2 separate regions of the Homo sapiens genome follow, and region 1 is linked to region 2. The links are chromatin contacts, found by Hi-C or POLR2A ChIA-PET in ENCODE. All regions are on one chromosome and are shown on one strand. The core of a region is the stretch at or near the end of the contact, and the rest is flanking DNA. Distances in the headings are between cores, read along the strand shown. Region 1 overlaps LINC01091 (long intergenic non-protein coding RNA 1091). Region 2 has its middle 36 kb from the start of SPRY1.

Region 1 (7,354 bases), core at 310-2,809, 420 kb after region 2:
CCACACCATGATAGGCATCACACCATGTCGGTGAACTTACTAACCTGTGCTTCAAACTCCATTCTCACTCTGCAAATATATCCTTCTTGACTATTTCTCAGGAGGGCCAAGCCTTGGGTCCATTGGTTGGGAATCCCAGGGAACTGAGTTGTGGCCTACTTTAGAAGGGGGCTGGTGAGTGTGAGCTTGTAGTTTATTTAATCTCTGTTCTGTCACTAATCTGTAAACTCTGTAAGGGTAGGGACTTTGTTGCTTTCTTTACTATTCTATCCCAAGTACGTTGTACAGTGCAGGGATTGGGGAGATGCAAAGATAGAGCTGTTTAGTAAATGAATGAATGAATGAATAAGCAAGAATGACTCTTAGGTTTCTAGCTGGAGACTCTGGTAAATGCTGTGCCATTCACTACACACAAAATATAGGATGATTGTAGCCTTATGAGGGATGGAGATTTGAATATCTTAAGTTTGAAGAGTGTGTGCTTATGCGGGTGCAATTTCTGGCAGGCATTGCACAAAGGGAACTGAAACTTATGAGAAAGATCTAAACTGAAGACATTGCTCTAACACATACTGGTATGTAGGTGTAGCTAAAGCTTTGAGAGTAAGGAACAGCAGATGTGATGAGAGAGAGAGAGAGAGAGAGAGAGAGAGAGAGACAGAGAGTGCCTGGACAGGAACCTTGGGGATAATCAACATTTAAAAGACAGACAAAGAGGAGCCTTGAAGAAAACTTTGAAGGTGCTTCCTGAGAGGTAGAGGAAAAGTGATACTACCAAGACAGAAGACAGCAAGGGAGTCAAAAACTGCCAAAAAGTCTATTGAGATGTGAACAAAAAGTGTTCATTAGATTTGTCAACTCACATCTTGGCAAAACCAATTTTAATTATTTGAGCAAAAGCCAGATTTTCCTGAGTTGAGGAGAAAGGTAGGGAGAGGAAATGGTGAGTGTAGATGGCATTTTTCTGGACACTCCTCTGTGAAATTACAGGGACTGTGAATGTGGTACTATGAGGATATATATGTTGAAGGCAGAGTACTTGTTGAAGATTTTACAGCTAAATTACGCATCAACTACCCCTGCTAAAGGGAGATTATGAAGTGATGTTGAGTACTACTTCCAGCGTAAGACTTCGTGGTTTACAAAGAAGAGTTTGGGAATGATTCTGAGGAGAATCACACAGATGGTGATATGATCATAAAATAAGACCTTGGAGATATTAAGTAGGATGACTACCTTCAGCTATGAGGGATACAGCTTCTCAGAAGACAGTGACTATAATATGCTTGATCTCCCGAAAGGGGACAACATGGAAAAGGACCTCAGTTGTACCAGGAGGAATTTAATTTAGAAAGCAGGATTTCCTGACATTGTGATTGAATGTTTAAACAGGTTACAAAAATTGTTATGAAATCTCAGAGGTCTCAAAAATATAACATTAACAGTTTTGAAATAAGACCTTGAAGAACAAATGTTGATGATTTCGATTAATCCTTTTTGAGCCAGAATAGCTGGTCAATGGCTCTGGTAGCTAAGGGACTGGCAATGCAACTCCGTACAGCTGCACAGTCAGTCTCTTGCCAACTACATTGAGCTAATTTGACACAAAGTGGTTGTTTGTAAGCCCTAGAGAGCCTTTCCACATCTCAAACCCTGGAGCTGCTCAAAATACTTCCTGTGGGCTTCAAGTTTAGACCTAAATAAACTTGAAAAATCCATCTGGTGTGGGCTGATTCTAGAATTCTGGAATGTAAGATAATTTGGACAAAGACAGAAGCCAAGTGGAACTCTCAGAGCACTGTATGTCCTTGTAAAGGTTGGAGGCCTAAAATCCTATTTATTTTTCTCTTAAATTGAACTGAAGGGATGAATAGCTCATTGTGGATGGTTTATATACTGTTAGCCATCTTGCAGCATTGAGAACCTCTGCTTACTCTTACCTCCAATTGTATTTTTTTGGTGGAAAAAGAATATAAATCAACCATGCTATTTTCATTCAAACACCCATTTATTCTCTTAAAAATGTATCCTTGTGTTAGAAACATTTTGTTACTTTTTTAAATGAACGAGTTTATGAAATGTCTTTACAAGGTCATTTGTATCATATTTAAAGCTTTCATTGGTATTATAATTCTTGCATCTATAAAGATCTGGGTGAAAATGTAGATATTATTAAACTTAAATACCTGTAAAAACAGAAACAGAGAGAGGGAATTTTAGTTAATATAGGCTTTGGTTTCATGATGGTCCCTAAGTTTAAAATTGTGGTAAGTTTAGAAGGGTGTTGATTTTTCCTTTACCTAATATAAACTGTTATTTAATCAGTAATAAACAGGATAAGTAGCTATTTCCATGGCTAATTTTGTTTATATGTTTATCTTTGTATATGTTTTCTATTACATCTCCCATTTTAGATTGACTACGTGTTTAAATTCGTTACCTTAGGACTTGTTAGTGACAATACACCAGTCATAGGGTAGAGATATTGGTTGCTGCTGAATTTAATAATGAGTTATTATTCTAGGTTCATTAATTCATGGCATATTCACTCAACTCATTCATTCTATCACTTATTTATTTACATGGCCACTCTGTGCCACAAATCATGTTAAGGACTGTGGATAAGTAAAAAATGTCCCCTGTTGATATAGTTTGGATATTTGCCCCCACCCAAATCTCATGTTGAATTGTAATCCCCAATGCTGGAGTTGGGGCCTGGTGGGAGGTGTTTGGATCATGGGGGCAGATCCCTCATGGCTTGCTGCTGTCTTTGGAATAGGGAGTTCTTATAAGATCTGCTCATTTAAAAGTGTGTGGCACCCCCACCCCAATCTCTCTCTTGCTTGTTCCTGTTCTCGCTATGTGCCTGCTTCCCCTTTGTCTTCCGCCATAATTGTAAGCTTCCTGCGACCTCCCTAGAAGCTGAGCAGATGCTAGCACCATGCTTCCTCTAAAGCCTGCAGAACCGTGAGCCAACTAAACCTCTTTTCTTTATAAATTACTCAGTCTCAGGAATTTTTTGTAGCAATGCAAGAACAGCCTAATATACCTGCATCCCAGAAGCTTGCAATTGGTGAAAGGGGAATAGGTGTATGAAAAAAATGAGGGCAATTATATGAGTTAGAACTCCTTGAATTGCATGTGACTGAGACCCAACTTCAACTAGTTTAAGAAAAATAGGGAATTTATTGGCTCATAGAATCCAGTGAAGTTCTGAACAAAGCAAGCATTAAAAGAGAGGGATGCAGCCAAGCTTTATGGACACCCAGCAACAGTAATTTCCCTTAGGCCTAACTTTCTTTCTTTTACCTCTGTATTTCTCCGAGAATGAGACCTTTTTTTGTCCCTCACTACAGATAGGATTTATTGTCTGTGGTGGTGAACTCACTACTGCAAAGCATTGACTACCAAGCCTATGCTTTCCACAAGGGAGAGGAACCAACTCATGTTAGAAGCTTTGGTTTAAAAAATTCTTTTCTTTAAAATTATTTTTTAAGGGCTAGGATACAGGTGAAGGTTTGTTGCATAGGTATACATGTGCTGTGGTGGTTTGCTGCACCCATCAATCCGTCATCTAGGTTTTAAGCCCTGCATACAGTAGGTATTTGTCCTAATGCTCTCCCTCTTCTTGCCCCCCACCCCGCGACAGGCCCCGATGGGTGATGTTCCCCTCCCTGTGCCCATGTGTTCTCGTTGTTCAACTCCCACTTAGGAGTGAGAACATGTGGTGTTTGGTTTTCTGTTCCTGTGTCAGTTTGCTGAGAATGATGGTTTCCAGCTTCATCCATGTCCTTGCAAAGAACATGAACTCATTCTTTTTTATGGCTGCATAGTATTTCGTGGTGTATATATGCCACATTATCTTTATCCAGTCTATTATTGATGTGCATTTGGGTTGCTTCCGAGTCTTTGCTATTGTGAATAGTGCTGCAGTAAACATACGTGTGCATGTGTCTTTATAGTAAAATGGTATATAATCCTTTGGGTATATACCCAGGATTGCTGGGTCAAATGGTATTTCTAGTTCTAGATCCTTGAGGAATCGCCACACTGTCTTCCACAATGATTGAACTAATTTACACTCCCACCAACAGTGTAAAAGCGTTCCTATTTCTTCACAGCATCACTAGCATCTGTTGTTTCCTGACTTTTTAATGATCGCCATTCTAACTGGTGTGAGATGGTATCCCAATTTGGTTTTGATTTGCATTTCCCTAATGACCAGTGATGATGAGCTTTTTCTCATATGTTGTTGGCCACATAAATGTCTTCTTTTGAGAAGTGTCTGTTCATATCCTTCACTCACTTTTTGATGGGCTTATTTTTTTTTCTTGTAAATTTGTTTGAGTTCCTTGTAGATTCTGGATATTAGCCCTTTGTCAGATGAGTAGATTGCAAAAATTTTCTCCCATTCTGTAGGTTGCCTGTTCACTCCGATGATAGTTTTATTTGCTGTGCAGAAGCTCTTTAGTTTAATTAGATCTCATTTGTTAATTTTGGCTTTTGTTGCAATTGCTTTTGTTTTTTTAGTCTTGAAGTCTTTGCCCATGCTTATGTCCTGAATGGTATTGCCTAGGTTTTCTTTTAGGGTTTTTATGGTTTTAGGTTTTACACTTAAGTATTTAATTCAACTTGAGTTAATTTTTGTATAAGGTATAAAAAAGGGGCCCAGTTTCAGTTTTCTGCATATGGCTAGCAAGTTTTCCCAGCACCATTTATTAAATAGGGAATCCTTTCCCCATTGCTTGTTTTTGTCAGGTTTGTCGAAGATCAGATGGTTGTAGATGTGTGGTATTATTTCTGAGGCCTCGGTTCTGTTCCATTGGTCTATATATCTGTTTTGGTACCAGTATCATGCTGGTTTGGTTTTTGCATTGCCAGTCCCTTAGCTACCAGAGCCATTGATCAACTATTCTCTCAAAAAGGATTAATCAAAATAATCAGCATTTGCTATTCAAGGTCTTATTTCAAAACTGTTAATGTTATATTTTTGAGACCTCTAAGAAGAGATTTCATAACAATTTTTGTAACCTGTTTGAACCTTCAATCACAATGTCAGGAAATCTTGCTTTCTAAATTAAATTCCTCCTGGTACAACTGAAGTCCTTTTCCATGTTGTCTCCTTTGGGGAGATCAAGCATATTATAGTCACTCTCTTCTGAGAGAGTATAGCCTTGTATAGTTTGAAGTCAGGTAGTGTGATGCCTCCAGCTTTATTCTTTTTGCTTAGGATTGTCTTGGCTATATGGGCTCTTTTTGCCTCCATATGAAATTTAAAGTAGTTTTTTCTAGTTCTGTGAAGAAAGTCAATAGTAGCTTGATGGGAATAGCATTGAATCTATAAATTACTTTGGGCAGTATGGGCATTTTTACAATATTGATTCTTCCTATCCATGAGCATGGAATGTTTTCCATTTGTTTGTGTCCTCTTTTATTTCCTTGAGCAGTGGTTTGTAGTTCTCCTTGAAGAGGTCCTTCACTTCCCTTGTAAGTTGTATTCCTACGCATTTTATTCTCTTTGTAGCAATTGTGAATGGGAGTTCACTTATGATTTGGCTCTCTGTTTGTCTATTACTGGTGTATAGGAGTGCTTATGATTTTCGCACATTGATTTTGTATCCTGAGACTTTGCTGAAGTTGCTTATCAGCTTAAGAAGATTTTGGGCTGAGACAATGGGGTTTTCTAAATATACAATCATGTCGTCTGCAAACAGAGACAATTTGACTTCCTCTCTTCCTATTTGAATACCCTTTATTTCTTTCTCTTGCCTGATTGCCCTGGCCAGAAGTCCCAATACTATGTTGAAGTCTGGCATTTTGAAAGCAGGCTTATGCATGTGTATGTAAAAGAAATGTGTATGAAATTCTAAGTTATAAATTACATTTGCCAATGTACTTTGTAATGTTGGCCTGTACCATTAAAGATGTTAGAATTTTGCCTTGACACTAGAGTCTGATCTTTAGGAGGAGGAAGGACTTAAGGAATGTACCAGAAGGTTGGGAGAGGCAAGAGCTAGATCAAGAGGGGGATTTGAAAAGTAGGGGTGAAGATAAAGATCCAGTTTTAACTTGGAAGTGGAAACTACTTCCAGGAAGAATGATTCTAGGAAAGAAAAACTTGTTCTATATGGGGGTAGAAATTTTGAGTGGTGACAATAAGGCTTGGAGTCCTTCCAAACATATGAATTAGTTTCAGAATTATATTATTTGAATCAATTGAACTTGAGAATTGGAATTGGTAGACATATTAAATCATTGCATTTTTATTAAGCTTTTTGACTTGAGGTTTCCAAATATTAGCAACTGCTTAATTAATTGGGCAGTAATCATGATGACGGGAGCTGTCTTTTATGTCTTTCAATGTGTCTGGCTCAGTGTTGAACATATAGAAACATGACTTACTGATTTCTAATAATTTGACAAGTACATTATATAGTATTTAGTAGATATGTACTTAGGTAAAATACATTTAAATTGACTAATTTCTCCACTGGAAAACTAAATTTATGTAATCAGGATTTTCTCTAAATAGTGGGCTGATTCCTTACCTTTATGGTCAGTGCAGTGGACCAAGACCAATAACATGGTGTATGATAAGATATTTGCTTTTGGGTGGGGAAGATTTGCTTAAAGCGGAGAAGGTTTCAGGATGACAAAACAAATTTTCCCGCAAGTTTGGTATCAAGCTTTTGTTTTGTTATACTTGATTATCTACTTTGGCTGAATAATCCAAACATACATTCCAATCCAATTTAGTCCCTGCTTAGAGTGGCTCTTCTTATTTGTCCAAGAGTTTCAGAACTATTTTTTTTCTACTTCTTCTGAGCATTCAGCCTTTATGTATTTCAAGGACAACAGACTCCAGAGATTTGGGTTTTATTCATGACTTCTTCAAGAAGTGGGCCATGCTATTTCAGTCATTTTTAATTGGGGGGCAAGTTGGATGCTGAATATTTCAAAGGAGAAAATAAAATAACCTAGTAGATATGTTTCCTGGCATAGATGATAGAAAAGTCACTTAGACTCCTGTATGCCATAGTTTAATCAAAATGTATCCAGTTCACTGTCTGTCCTTCCATTAATATCACAACTTAATGTACAAGTCTTTAGCATATCCTATACTTTGCCTAAAAGAAAAATGTATTTAACATCTCAGTGAATATACTTATTTAATGCAGCTCATAGATTCATATGTTTGACAAAGATAGTGAGAAATTTTAGGTAAAAATGATTTTCACAAAAGAGAATTGCATTATATGTTAAATTTATAAAACTATTTCCAAGAATCATGGAATCATAAAAGTGAGACAACAAACTCAATTCTTTTGCGTAAATTCTTTTGGCATTTGTTTAA
Region 2 (7,060 bases), core at 1,954-4,453:
CTCCTGTTCCCTACTATGATACACTTCCCGCCGGTCCTTGCTTTTTAAAAACATTAGGTTAGGCTCTCCTCTCCCCTCCTGCTTTTCCTTCTTCCTTTCTCATTACTTAAAAAAGAACTCCAAAGACTGTCTTAAATTACATTTTCTTCTTCTCATCACTTCTCATTATCTAATATGATATACTGTACTTCACTTATTCAATTATTTATTTTTATTTATTTATTTTTTTGAGATGGAGTTTTGCTCTTATTGCCCAGGCTGGAGTGCAATGGTGCTATCTTGGCTCACCACAACCTCCACTCCCGGGTTCAAGTGATTCTCCTGCCTCAGGCTGCCGAGTAGATGGGATTACAGGCATGCACCATCACGCCTGGCTAATTTTGTCTTTTAGTAGAGACAGGGTTTCTCCATGTTGGTCAGGCTGGTCTCGAACTCCCGACCTCAGGTGATCCGCCTGCCTCAGCCTCCCAAAGTGCTAGGATTACAGGCCATTTATTTATTTTTTTAAGAGATGAGTTCTCACTCTGTCACCCAGGCTGGAGTGCAGTAATGCAATCACAGCTCACTGCAGCCTCAAACTCCTGGGCTCAAGCAGTCCTCCTACCTCAGCCTCCCAAGTAGCTGGGACTACAGGTGTTTACCATCATGCTTAGCTACTTTTTAAAATTTTTCTGTAGAGGTGGGATCTTACTTTGCTGCCCAGGCTTGTCTCGTACTCCTGGCCTCAAGAAACCCTCCTTGGCCCCAAAAGCATAGTGATTACAGGCATGAGCCACTGCACCCTGTGCTGTACTTCATTTATTCATCCTGTTTATTGTCTGTCTCTCCCCATAGAATGGAAGCTCCATGATAGCAGGGACTTTTTTCTGTTGTTTTTTTTATTTTTTATTTTTTGGTTTTTACTATTTTGTTCACTGCTATAGTTTCAGGACCTAGAATAATATTCAATAAATATTATTGAACAATATTCAATATATATTATTGAACAATATTCAATATTTAACATATTCGATATTGAACAACATTAAATAAATATTTGAATAAATAAGTGAAATTTCATTTGGTCTATAAAGTTCTCCCTCACACTACCTTTTTTTTCCCTGCAAATGCCTATACATTTTGATCTGTTTAGCGCTTAATCAGGCCTTAATTGTTTCATGTGTTTCGTTTGGTTTCTCTGTGTTGTAGGATTGTTGTGTTTGTGTGTGGATGTCCAACAAACTTCCTTCCCCACTTGTTCTAGAAATATACCTGTCACCTCATCCCACCTAACATTTCCCCCAGACCACAGAGGTGAACACAAGGCCCAGTTTGGGTCAATTACAGAACCCCAATACCCTGGCCACAGAGAATGGCCAAGAATGAGTATTCGACCCATCCAAGGGAGGTTCGAGGCCTTTCCCAAGACTTAACCTTTCAGGTTCCTGTAGCTTGTCCTTTCATTCCATAAGCTACCCTTCCAAAAAGTTCTCCTTTTTGCTTAAGTTGGTTTGAGTTAGGTTTCTGTCACATGTAACATGGAAAGTCTTTGTCCTGTACTTTATATTTTTTAATTTTCAGGCCAATACATGCATTTGGTTGAATATAGACTTATTTCATATTCTAAGCTGTAGGTAATTCAATACAGTATATTTTCCCCATATTTTCATAATGATTGCAGGAAACAGTGCATCTGATACTTGATTATGTGGCCCAGCATAATCTATACGAGCAACATAAGATAATAGCAATGTCAGTAGTGATGGAGGGAAAAAATAGATGCAAACGGCTACTTTTAAGTAGAGTACAGAGTATACTTCTTATGGTTCCATTTTCCAGGTGGAAGAATTTGGACTCAAAGAAAGCAAGCATCAGCTCTGGGTTTAGTAGGGGCTTGTTGCAGCTTTCTAAATTCTGTATACAGTCATGTCAGATCTGGGTGAATTCTGATTCAGCTTTTTAATAGCTTGGCCAAGTTATCTACCACCTTACTTCCATTTTTATCATCCAGATAAGTGAAGATAATAACCACTTATTTCCTAGAACTGTTTGAGGATTTTTTTTTTGAGATAATGTGTATAACTGGAAACAGAGCTTGAGGCAAAGGCTTATGTACTTACATTTGTATGGGGGAGTGCAATCCAGGAAATCATGTGTGGGGGTTAAAGGGCAGAGAGGTCGGGAAGGAAGGGGACAGACACACCAGAGTGCATCATCAGGAGAGCCACAGCTCACTATCAGGTACAACCAAGCCTACCTGTTCTCACAGTTCTGCCTCCCAACCATCTGCAGCTCTCCTACTCTCAGTATGGTTTGTCTGGGTGGTGGAAGGGAGGACACATTATTTACCACTCTCATTGGTTAAAGTTTGCCCACAGGGTGTCTGCTTTCTGCACTTCCGGGTGTATGACCTAATCTTTCTAGAAGCTGACCCAAGAGGCTCCGCAATGTGAGCCACAAAAAGTCATCAGCATTCCCTACCTGCCTCTCTGCAGTCTGCAGCATGATGGGCTGGCCAGATGAGCTCTTGCAAGAGCATGGGCACCAAGAGATATCACTGAATCTCACAGCTCAGTGGCAACCAGAAGTCCCAGAGCAGGAAAGGGGAGGTCCATGCAGTGTGAATTGAGGTAGTGGCAGGTCATGAGTGACATGAGGAATTGCAAATAGCTGCTGCAGCCGGACCAGCCTGCTAAGCAGGTGGAACACTGTAACAGCATGATCCTGCCAGACGGCAGCAACAAGCTTCCTTCCTACCACAGACAAAATGTTTCATCTACAATCTCCAAGAATGCAGCTGCTGGTGGGCCATCTTGGTCATGAGCAGAAAACCATGGTTGCATAAATCTAGGGGGCCTTCTAAGCTGCCAGAACAGTAACCGTGCCTAGTATGGGGGCCTGAATTGGAAGATGCTCCCATAGTGTCAGTTTCCTTCCTCCCTTAGGTGGCTGAAACATGGAAGGCCTGCAGCTCTGACGTTATGAAAATGAAATTCTATTAAGAACAAGCAATGAGAGATGGCTTAAGTTGACTAAAGGGAATGTTAGCTTTAATATTGTGAAGATGACTGAAACCATATTGGTGAATACTTGAACTCATAGGATAAAAGAAACCTCAATATATAAATATGAGTGCTTTTATTTTACTAATTTTTTAAAGAAATGGAGTCTCACTATGTTGCCCAGGCTGGACTTGAACTCCTGGGCTCAAATAGTCCTCTCCCCTCATCCTCTCAAGTAGCTAGGAATACAGGCAAGAGCCACCGTGGCTGGCTAAACATAAGTGTTATGACTCTCCTTGTTTTCCCTAGTCAGTGGCAGGTGAGCCATCCATTTGGGTAATATTGTTGACACACACTTGCCAGCATTTCCCCTTTCTAAATACCACCAGTGGTGGCCATGATTTATATCTGACTGTGTCTATGCTCAGTTTCTTAGACACTTGGCTTTTGGGGGTGAGTCTCTAATGCATCGATGCCTTTCGAATTTCTATAATGGTTTGGGGCTTCCTGAATTCTTATTTTTCTATTGAAAGTTTAGAGCTACTTCCTTACCCACCTCTGTCAGGGCTGGCCACTCTTTGAGAATAGCCTCCAGAGGCTAGGCACAGTGGCTCATGCCTGTAATCCCAGCATTTTGGGAGGCCAAGGCGGGCGGATCACCTGAGGTCAGGAATTCGAGACCAGCCTGACCAACATGGAGAAACCCCATCTCTACTAAAAATACAAAAAATTAGCCAGGGGTGGTGGCACATGCCTATAATCCTAGCTACTCAGGAGGCGGAGGCAGAAGAATCATTTAAACCCAGGAGGCGGAGGTTGTGGTGAGCTGAGATTGTGCCATTGTACTCTAGCCTGGGCAACAAGAGTGAAACTCTGTCTCAAAAAAAACATTAAAAAAAAAAAAAGATTAGCCTCCAGGAGAGTGTGGAGTAGGCTGCTAGTTTGACTATTAAGACATCCAGAATTCACACACTACCTCCTGGGCTTGATAAAGTGACATGGTAGCAACAGTTCTTACAGCAAGGTGACCCCACAAGACATCTTTGCCATGAAGTTGACCATTCTTCATGTAGATATTTAATTTCCTACAAAGATTGCCCAAATCTGGCCACTGGCCAAGTAGCATGAGTTATCAGCTTTTTCCTTACTGTGGGATCATTTGTAGAAGCTTTAAAAAACTGCCTCAATGTGTGAGTTTCCTTGGACTGAAAGAAAAAAATAGAACTTAAAAGTTCCAGCTGTCTGAACATTTTCTACTTAAAAAAAAATAAACTGAATTGGACAGGAAGATCATGGTACATGACTCATGGTAAACAAATGCCAAACACATGTTATCTTAATCATCCTGTACAAAATAAGGAAATTGTATGAATCCAAAAAAGAATTATCCAGAAAGGACAAATGAAGGATATCCAGAAGACAAATTTGAAGGTTTTGTTTTTTACAAATTATTAATTTATATAGCTCCAAACAGCCACAGTCAGAATCGGTCAGAACACAGAAATAAGAACATTTAGGTATCCTTCAACCTATATCAATTTCACTCTGTTAGGTTTAGTTAATCAAAGTGTTCATTTAGGAAAGACTCCATTAACTTTTTGCAACCATATCCTGTTTTGAATGATCAGAATCATAACCCTTGCTTTTATAATAAGCAGTATAGCTAAAATCTACTGAGTGCCGTGAATCATGCATGTATTCTGCTAAATGATCTAGTATAAAAAAATCTGTGTATGTTATCATTCTTTCCTCAGTGGAGTTTTTAATCTAGTTAAATGAATGGGTATTATGCATGTAGTGGTCAATTTTATGTGTTAACTTGATTGGACTAGGGGATGCCCAGATAGCTGGTAAAACATTACTTCTGGGTATGTTTGGAAGGGTATTTCCAGAAGACATTAGCATTTGAATCAGTAGACTTAGAAAAGAAGCCCTGAATGGAACAAAAGGGTTGGGGAAGAGCAAATTCACTCTCTCTTTGAGCTGGGACATCTGTCTTCTTCTGCCCTTGAACTGGAACTACATCACTGGCTTTTCTGGGCCTCCATCTTGCAGACAGATGGCAGATCATGGGACTTCTTAGCCTCCATGATCATGGGAGCCAATCTCTCATAATAAATAAATACATAAATATCCTATGGTTCTGTTTCTCTGGAGATCTCTGACTAATATAACATGTAAATTCCATGTTTCCTGAGGCTGTAGAGAGCTAGTTTGGAACAGGCAGGTAATTCCTTTATATAAGGTACAGCTTCCATAGAGCTGTGGGTAACAAAGTCTCTGATAACTTGGCATTGCCCACTTTGTAACATAATGTGAAATTAACTTGGAGGAGAACTAGGGTACTCTGACAGTTTCTGGAAAAATAAAGGGCATGCTTTGCATATAGGCCATTGAAGGCCATAGTAGAAGGACAGCAGGGCTGGGATGGATTTGTATGCATTCTGTGTGGGGTTAGTGACAGGCAGAATCTAACAAAAGGACAGCTCTTTTTTTGCTCGGAAATGCTAAACAATGTAATTCCCCAGGGTGGTGGAAACCAGAAGACATGAAAGGAGAGGGCTGCAAATAGCAGAGAGGATAGATTCAAAAGGATGGCCTATTTTATCAGCATCATGTAAAGAAAACAGTCTTTGGTAAACCTCAGGGAAAGAAATAGGATCAACCTTTGCATATAATTCCCCCAGTGGCATTGTTCAGGAGGAGCCCCCAAGACTTCCTGTAAAATGCCAAAACCAAGAAAGACATCTGAAAGCAGAGAGAATGGAGCAAAAGTTGCTAAGAAGTAAGTAAACCCGGAGGCTGCAGAGAAAGCTGGCAGGAGACTGGGGCAGAGCATGATGGACACCCCTCGTCCCTGGGAGACCACCCAATCCACTCTGATGGAGCAGTTCCTCCAGCCCAGGACTGAAAGTTTAGGGAAGCTCCTGTTTAAACAGAGAGTATCCCCTGGCCCATGAGGGGCACTTGGAGCACAGAGCAACTTTTGACTGCTATTGTCTGATACCCAAAAATGCAAGATGGCGAGTTTTCTTCTCTTTCAAATAAAACCACCCTTTGCCCCATTGTAAACATTATGCTTGCAAGTGGGGAATTAGAGCCAGGTACTTACTGTGATCTTTAGGAAGATAATTTCACAGGTTGCTCACCAAAGGCCAGAGCCAATAAATTGCCCCATCCTTGTAAAGGGGCCTGGGCCCACAGAAGCTTTTTTGTGCAATATTCTTAGTAGTAACCTTAATTTACATTTTTTTCCTGCCCACACTGGGCCCATATTCCCACAAGATGGTGTTCAGCAGGAGCTGGTGGCAGCTGCCTCCTTTAGACAGCAGACTAAGGCATATTCAAATTCACCATAGGCCCCATCACTCCAGATTAGGTAACTTACCTTGAGGCTGCAGAACTGTCACTTATCAGAATGCTCATGTTGTTTTTGTTAGAATAGAAAACCATCTCAGTACCCATATCTCTGAAAAAAGAGAAGTGAAAGTAGACTGAGAGGGCTGTGTATTTCTTATACCTGGGGCCCTTCACCTGTGTTCGCCACCTGCCTGCCTCATCCCTGCAGCCTAAGATGTCCTCATGACATTTTCCCCATGCAACACTTTGTTTTCGTTTGTTTGTTTGTTTGTTGTTGTTGTTTTGAGACAGAGTTTTGCTCTTGAAGCCCAGTCTGGAGTGCAATGGCGTGATCTCAGCTCACTGCAACCTCCGCCTCCTGGGTTCAAGTGATTCTCCTGCCTCAGCCTCCCTCAGTATGATTACAGGCATATGCCACCACGCCCAGCTAATTTTGTATTTTTAGTGGAGATGGGGTTTCTCCATGTTGGTCGGGCTTGTCTCGAACTCCTGACCTCAGGTGATCTGACTGCCTCAGCCTCCCAAATTGCTGGGATTACAGGTGTGAGCCACTGCGCCCGGCCGCAACACTTTGTTTTATTGTTAGTGCCAGATATCTCTAGTTTCTTGTTCATCATACCTGCCTCCTCTACCCCATAAGAATTGTCTAATTATTATAAAAAGTATTTTGCTTACCAACCAATTAATTCTGCAGTCCCTACATAACAAAAATCCTGCCT

What was found. Hi-C counts contacts between places; a loop is a spot of excess contacts on that map. ChIA-PET counts read pairs that join two places held with the same protein, here RNA polymerase II (POLR2A). Pooled maps may share reads with other maps.
Region 1: a map of MCF 10A shows a loop between it and region 2 (3-fold over the local background). The contact joins two enhancer-like sites. A Hi-C loop is called at or near these places in 3 of 168 maps with a recorded cell type or tissue (Caco-2, K562 and MCF 10A), 1 of 37 single-sample maps with no recorded cell type and 4 of 50 pooled maps. POLR2A ChIA-PET finds 5 or more read pairs at or near these places in 3 of 52 experiments (HEK293, MCF 10A and activated CD4-positive, alpha-beta T cell).

What each region holds. Positions count from the first base shown.
Region 1 is chr4:123,775,877-123,783,230 of GRCh38, forward strand. All of the region lies in intron 3 of LINC01091 (long intergenic non-protein coding RNA 1091), which reads left to right. Among named protein-coding and RNA genes, the nearest start is that of LINC01091, 130 kb to the left of the region's middle. RefSeq lists an enhancer at 378-437. Within about 2 kb of position 1,560, at least 3 of the 41 ENCODE cell types and tissues checked have a DNase peak (open chromatin) inside an H3K27ac peak, as active enhancers do.
Region 2 is chr4:123,357,473-123,364,532 of GRCh38, forward strand. No RefSeq gene overlaps it. Among named protein-coding and RNA genes, the nearest start is that of SPRY1, 36 kb to the right of the region's middle. Within about 2 kb of position 3,204, at least 7 of the 41 ENCODE cell types and tissues checked have a DNase peak (open chromatin) inside an H3K27ac peak, as active enhancers do.